Regions from separate parts of the Homo sapiens genome. Here regions 2 and 3 are each linked to region 1. A link is a loop called in an ENCODE intact Hi-C map of the cell type or tissue named here. Cell type or tissue: mammary epithelial cell. All regions are shown on one strand.

The links. Peaks named below come from ENCODE experiments on the same cell type or tissue, not always from the same donor. Only the 100,000 strongest peaks of a DNase experiment are listed, where the experiment ranks them.
Region 2: it touches region 1 in a loop (5-fold over the local background); 3 of 110 quality-filtered maps call a loop at or near these places.
Region 3: a loop joins it to region 1, with 2.8 times the contacts of the local background. A loop is called at or near these places in 2 of 110 quality-filtered maps.

Annotation. Positions count from the first base shown.
Region 1 is chr6:54,696,609-54,699,108 of GRCh38, reverse strand. All of the region lies in intron 1 of LOC107986606 (a long non-coding RNA gene), which reads left to right. Among named protein-coding and RNA genes, the nearest start is that of FAM83B, 150 kb to the left of the region's middle. In mammary epithelial cell, a CTCF peak has its summit at 1,490 (motif pointing left); no DNase peak of the experiment used is centred here; H3K27ac peaks cover 636 bases.
Region 2 is chr6:54,991,826-54,994,325 of GRCh38, reverse strand. No RefSeq gene overlaps it. Among named protein-coding and RNA genes, the nearest start is that of FAM83B, 150 kb to the right of the region's middle. In mammary epithelial cell, a CTCF peak has its summit at 1,313 (motif pointing right); no DNase peak of the experiment used is centred here.
Region 3 is chr6:54,513,967-54,516,466 of GRCh38, reverse strand. No RefSeq gene overlaps it. Among named protein-coding and RNA genes, the nearest start is that of TINAG-AS1, 150 kb to the right of the region's middle. In mammary epithelial cell, a CTCF peak has its summit at 1,282; a DNase peak (open chromatin) is centred at 1,236.

The DNA.
Region 1 (2,500 bases):
TTTGAAAAAAGTCCCCTGCTATTCACTGAGGGGAAACCCACAGCAAAATGCTGATACTCTGTCTCAGCAGAATAATCATCTGCCTCGGGGAATCCTAGAGGGAGATTCAAAAGCTGTGATGGCATAGCATTTTAAGAACATATTTGACTAAAAGAAAGAATTTCCTTACTTATCATGGACTCTGAATACTTTCTGAATATCTTTCTGAGGCTGAAATATTTATTTTTATTTTTCACTTTGATAATATTTCAAAGATTCCCTTGAAAATTAAAATCTCAGTGCCAATCTCACTTTAGAATCATTTTTTCTCTACAATATGATGAAATCATAAATTAGAAAAAAAATACAATGCGCATATAGATATGTGTGTCATATAAGCAGATGTGGATGAAAGTGCTATTTATTTAGAATCTATACAACTTTGGCAACATCTACAAATGCCTAAGAGAGAAAATCTGAGGTTACAATCATGGTATTATGTTTCTAGAGATACTGTAAAGTTAAGCACTGGATTGTGTGACTCTGAAGAAGCGGTAGGGAGACATAAGAACAGCAAGATCTAGAGCCCAAAACGGTGGGAAGTCTGTATCATCCATCCACAATCACTCCCTCGATAAGGCAAAACAGACAGGAACGACTTCCTCTACCTGCCACACTCCAACCCGCTCAGGCTCTCTGTTTTCTTTTCTAACTTCTTCTTCCAAATTTCCCTTGATATTTATTGTAACTGTTTCATTTTATAAAAATTTCAGTTGGGTGCAAACAAGGAGAAGCCACATGTAATAATCTGCCCCATGCCCACACCTGTGTAGAAAGAGGAACTGTCAGTCTCTGGAAGCTAGGGATAATTGAAGAACCAATAGGTCACAGTCTTAGCTGGCTGCTCAGCTCACCTTTGCAAGACTTTCCTGGGTCCTCCAGGACTCCTTGTCCAATTTTATTCTTCATTTGGTTGCTCTAAACCCTTATCTATTCCTAAAATCTTATACCTTACATCCACCCACTTACCAGAGAAGCTGACTGAACATTTTAACAACAATAAAAAAAAAAAAACTCACAAAGACTATTAGTAGTAGTTTCTGTCTGTGTCCCTTTTTCCTATCTCCACACACCTATATCCATAGTCATTCTTTTCTCTCCAAAGGACATGGATATCCCTCTTTTATGGGAATATTCCTCTGGTTGTCCCATAGAACCTTTGGCCATTATTTGTCTTCCACTCCCTCCATGACCTCGTGTCCCTAAAATTTTATTATTTCTCCATTGAAGCTTTCTTCTAAAGTTTGCTCTATCCTAAAGTGAAAAAAAATTTTCCCTCAACATTGCTTCTCTCTCTAAACCACTATCCTGTCTCTTTCTGCCGTTTTAAAAGTGTACCCTCATCATTCTGTTTTCATTGTTTTCAACATCTGCTTGCTCCCTTCCCACTGCAATTTGGCTTGCATTGTCAACACTTCACGAAATCTGCTCTCTCCAAAACGCCAATGCCCTCTAATGGTCAAATTCAATAGAGTCTACTTTTACCCACATTTCAGAGCAATTGACAGATGAGAACATTTATTTCTTGAAAAGCCATTTCTTTTTTGTTGTCCAAAAAACTGCTCTCAAATATTTCCCCTTTCAATCTACCTGTGGACTTCTCAGATTCTACTACCAGCTCTGGCCTTATGGACTTTAATTTGTGGATTCCCTATGGCTGATTTTATTTTTACATTCACAACATATCCTTGATAAGTGAGCTCATGTACTCCTATGCAGTAGTTAGCAATGTTCATCTGCAAGGAAAAAGACCTAACAAAGTTCAGGAGCTTGGCTAAGTAGGGGTTTACTTCTTCTCATGCAACAAGACTAAATCAGATAGGTAGTTGCTGGTGTTCCTTAGAGATCTGAGGTGTCAAAGTGAATTTCTCTCCTTTAGCCAAGATGACTGGTGCATGTTGGCCACCCCTTCCACAGTCCAGGCAAAAAGATGTATAAATAAGCCAAAGTGGAAAAGAGGATAGAGCCTTAAATATGACAGCAGACTTTCTCAAAAATCCCCATTAGAGTTCTATTTATGTTTCATTGACCATAATTGTGTTGCTGGCCACATCTAGATGCAAGGGAGTTTGGGAAAGTGACATTGCAAAAATGATGTGGAAATGTATATGGAGTTAATCAACCTAGAGTATATTTAATAACTTCACCATCCTTAAGAATGCAATAGAAATGATACTGGCTGTGTAAAACATTACTTGATCCCTTATGTGAAAAAACTTAGCACTCTGTCGCCCAAGCTGGAATGGAGTGGTGTGATCTTCGCTCACAGAAACCTCTGTCTCCTGGGTGCAAGCGATTCTCCTGCCTCAGCCTCCTGAATAGCTGGTATTACAGGCACCCCCCACCATGCCTGGCTAATTTTTGTATTTTTAGTAGAGATGGGGTTTCACCATGTTGGAAATCTCTTAGCACTTTGGGTATATTTCTTTTAGAGCATGTATTATATTGCTGTAGTTTTTGT
Region 2 (2,500 bases), 300 kb before region 1:
ATACAGTTTTCCAATCTATATCCTTTAAGTGGAGAATTTAAGCTATTTATGTTCAAAGTTAATATATATATGTTAGGTTTTGCTCTTGGCATAATGTTATTACCTAGCTGCTTTGTAGTCTCAATTGTGTAATTACTTTATAGGATGTGTGAGCTTTGTACTCACATGTGTTTTACAATGGTGAGTATTGTCCTTTTATTTGCATGTTAGAACTCCTTCAAGCAATTCTTATAGGTACGGTCTAGTGATTAATTCCCTAGCGTTTACTTGTCTGGGAAAGACTTTGTTTCTCCTTCATTTATGAAGCTTAGTTTAGCATGATACAAAATTCTTGGCTGCCAATTGTTTTCTTTAAGAATACTGAAAATAGGACCCTAGTCCCTTCTGGCTTGTAAGTTTTTTGCTGAGAAGTCTGCTGTTAGTCTGAAGGAATTTTCTTTAAATGTGATTTGGTTCTTCTCTCTTGCTGCTTTTGGGATTCTTTCACATTGACACTGGAAAGTCTGATGATTGTATGGCTTGATGATGTTCATTTTGCAAAGTATCTTCCTGGTATGCCCTGAGCTTCTTGTATCTGGATGTGTGTATCTCAAGCAAGGCCAGGGAGATTTTCTTAAATAGGTTTGCCCAATGTTTTACTGTTTCTTCTCCCTCAAGAATGCATATAACTTGTACGTTTTGTCACTATAAATAATCCCATATTTCTTAAAGATTGTTTTCATTTTTTAAAATTTTTTCTTTATTTTTGTCTGACTGGGTTTGCTCGAAAGACCTGTCTTTAAGCTCTGAAATTCTTTCTTCTGTTCGGTCTAGACTATCCTCAAAGCATTCAGCTGTATTTTGTAACTCCTTCAGTAAATTTTTCATTTCCAGAAGCTCCATTTGTTTGGTTTGTTTGTTTTTTCCGATACCTATCTGCATTCACATCCAACACTGCTTTTCTGATTTATTTGTGCTGGTTTTCAACTTTCTCTTAGATCTCATTGAGCTTCCTTACAATCTATATTTTGAATTTTTTAATCTATCATTTCAGAAGTTTCATGTTGGTTAGGATCCATTGCTAGATAGGTAGTGTGATTCTTGAAGGGTGTTACGATACTGTATTTTTCATGGTGCCGGAGTTTTGGGTCCTTTTCACCTGGAGAAACTGTTACTTCTTATTTTTGAATTTACTTTTATTTGGATAGGATTTTTTTTCTAACTATTGAAAGTATGACTGTAGTGTCTGTTGTTTAGGGTTTTTTTGACTTTACTTTTTTAGCCTGGTACACTTCTGTCAGTAGTTTTTGTGTTGTGATGAGCAGTTCAACCTCCAGGCCAGTAGGTGGCACTTACATGTAAGAACTGGCTGCAACAGCAGTTGAGTGTGTGCTTAGTCTTTGCTTATTGAGAGGTGTTCTCTGGTATTTCAGGTGATGGGCTTCTCTGTGGAGTGCCCCTTGCCTTAAGTTCCTTGGTCAGCAGGGAGTGGAGAGGGTGGGGAGGACCAAGCTGGGTAGAGTTGGGCCACCAACTACCAAGCTCACTCATAAATACCCCAGTGACAAGCACAGGCACCAGCCCTGATAGGGGTGGGTGGTTGAGCTCCTGGTGAAATGTGCTGAGGTCTCTGGCTTGTAAGTTTCCGCTTTAATTTTGTCATTTATGAAAAGGGGCTGCACCAGCTCCCTGTCCTGGGCAGGCAGGAATGTGAACTGTTTCTCTGTCACATCCCTGTCCTAGGACTCGAGACTCTCAGTTCAGAAAGACACTGCTATCTCCAGGCCACAATGTAGCTGAGAGCCATGGAAAACACCTGTCCCAAGATCTTCATGGGAGTGACTTTGGGGTGGATATATCTTTGTGGCTCACTTGTACTCTGATGCATGAATACTGCTGCTTTGTATAGAGAGGAGGAGGGGCTCTGCCTTTCAACATGTGTGGGTGAGTGTCACCTGTGGTGGTATTGGCTGGTTGGGTGTGTGGAGGTGCCAGTGGTTGTGGACTGGGCTAGACATTCCTCCAATCCTCAGGCCCCTGGATGGTCCCCTGGATAGTGTGCACAATCCTACAGGGACTAGGGCAGGTCCAGACCAGTGGACTTGTTCTCAGTTCCTCAGGTTTCAGGTGCTGGCTGTGTTAGGGAAGGGAGGGCTAGCTCCCAGGCCACTGGTAGAACACTCAGGCAGGGGCAAGCAAAACACTCAGGCAGCTGTAGAACATTCCATGACAGCTGTGCCAGGGAAGATCACAGGACTTTAGGAATTGGGCTCTCAGGTGGGCACCAGGCCACAGCTGAAATGATTAGGCAGGGGCAGGGCAGTTGTACAGAGTGCCTGTCGACAGGGAGGATAGTCCCCATCAATGAGAGCAGTGGAGGCCAGCAGCTGTCAGGCATGACAGGCCTGCTCAGGCCTCCCTCCCACAGAAACAGTGACAGAATCCACAAAGATGCCCACTCTCCCCACTCCCTCCTTGGCTGGATGTTGGCATTGACAGTGGTGGAAGCCCCAAGGCAGAT
Region 3 (2,500 bases), 180 kb after region 1:
AATGATGCTGATTTATCCCATTTACTGGTGATGTTCACTTTGATCACTTGGTTTAGATAATGTTTGCCAGTTATTTCTACTATAATGGTATTACTACTCCTTTTGTAACTAATAAGAACCTTGTGGGAAGATACTTTGAGATTATGTAAATCCCTGTTACTTTTCAAACTTTCAATCTAATTAAACCATCTGGCTGATGATCCTTGCCTGAATAGATGATTATGTTTGCTAAATGGTGATTTTTAATTCTATGCTTTTTCACATTTACTTTTTGCCATTGTACTGTAACAAAAGATTTTACCTACCTCCCCTCTCTCCCTTCTTCCCTCCCTCCCTTCTTCCCTTCCTCTCTTCCTCCCTTCCATCTATTCTTTCTATCTAGGTGGACTTATGAATTCTTATTTGGTGAGTTATATTTAAAAAATATTATTTATTATATGCTCAAGTTATCCAAGATTTGGCAAGTGGGAATTCCCTGAAACTGAATCATAAATGCTTTTACATCTCTTCATCATTCTTTAAACATTTTGCTATGTTCTGGCAAATGAAAATATTCCAGGTTCATCATGAGCTGTAAAGGTAAGGCATCTCTGTAAAGGTAAGGCATTACGTTGATGAGTACCTTGCCCCCACACTTTGCCTGTTAAGCCAATTTCAAATGAAGTTCAGGAGTCCTCTTAATTTGCTGGTTTTAGTTTAACATCCCTTCCCTGATGTCTGAGAATAATCTGAAATAATAGTTCATTCTACTACTGTCAACAATATAAGGAATTCAGGAGTGGTCTTCTTTCATATGAAAAGTTGGCAAAAATATATGGACTCCTTAGCATTTTTACAATTTCATAGGGTGTTGTCAGAATAATGAAGCAAACCTATAAATCCAAAGAAAACAGCAAATTTAAAAAAAAAAAAGTATGTTACACTTTTAGCAAGTTCAGTGGAACAGAAAAGTTAGTATATTATCTAAATGTAAAGTTCAAGAACATTGATTATGTGATACACTATTGTGACATATCTGGTGACCTTAAAATTAATATCTTAAGTTTAAATTATTATAAAAGCAGAAGTGAGAGATCCTTTAGGTCCTTTATTCATGGTTTAAAATATTTTACTTGCTAATACACTCTTACCCTACAGGGATGACACTTAAATTTTACTGAGCCATGGAATATAGAGCGAGTTCAAGGCTGAGGAAAGCTGCTGTTTTCAAAAGGATGCCAGTTCTGGGCATGTAGTCAATTTCTGGATAAGTTATCACAGGGAGCCACCTGGAGTGAGTAATGGAAACCTGAGAACCTCCTAGTGTGCGGATCTCTCTCTATATATATCTATATATGTATCATCAATCTGGATATATATATATTTCAGATATTTTATATAATCAGACTTTTTATATATGAACATATATATGAATATATGATTTTTAATATTTTATGTATTTCTCTAAAATATATTTCTAGATACCTATATATTATCTTAAGGAGTCAGATAACTTCTGAAATGATGAAGTCTGTCAATCATTCACTCCTTTGTAAATTATAATATTTTCATTTGATTTTTCACAGGAAATGAGAGAATGCCTTATATGTGTGTTTGTGAGGGTCTGTGGATAAGTATTCATGTGTGTTTTTCTAACAAAAGAGCCACTCTATTATTTAACAATGGAAGTTATTTCTCAATTTGATTTAACATTTATATTTTCCCTAATCTCTTGCCAACTGGAAAATGTATCTATGCTTTTCAATGCTCCAGTTCAATACCCCATCCCACAGAGTTCCCAAGATAACTGTTAGGATTCAATGAAAGATACAGTTTTTCCCAAAAAAGCCAGCATTTTCTTCAAACTGGATTCAGACAGCAGGTAAGGTCAAGGAGTCAACCATACTTAGTTCTGGAACCCCCATCAACCTAATCCATCCATATGAGAAAATGTTCATGCTGGCCTTGAGCAGTGGCTCACGCCTATAATCCTAGCATTTTGGGAGGCTGAGGCGGGTGGATCACTTGAGGTCAGGAGTTCAAGACCAGCCTGGCCAATATGGTGAAACCCCATCTCTACTAAAAATACAAAATTAGCCAGGTGTAGTGGCATGTGCCTGTAATCCCAGCTACTCAGGAGGTTGAGGCAGAAGAACGCTTGAACCCAGAAGACAAAAGTGGCAGTGAGCCGAGATTGCACCACTGCACTCCAGTCTGGGCAACAGAGTGAGACTCTGTCAAAAAAAAAAGAAAGAGAAGAGAAGAGAAGAGACAAAAGAAAAGAAAAGAAAAGAAGAAAGAAAAGAAAAGAGGAAGGAAAAAGAAAAACCTCATACTAATAATAAAACTGCAGGTAAGTTCAAGACTGGTAACTGTGGGCAAAAATGTTCGAACTGAAATAAGGTGAGTTCTACCAACACCTTCCAGTTTTACATACAGAAAATGTGGTTTGCTATATAATCTGTATTACAAACATCTTCCCTCTTCCATTCTGCTGCTTAGAGCCTGAGGGATACTGGAA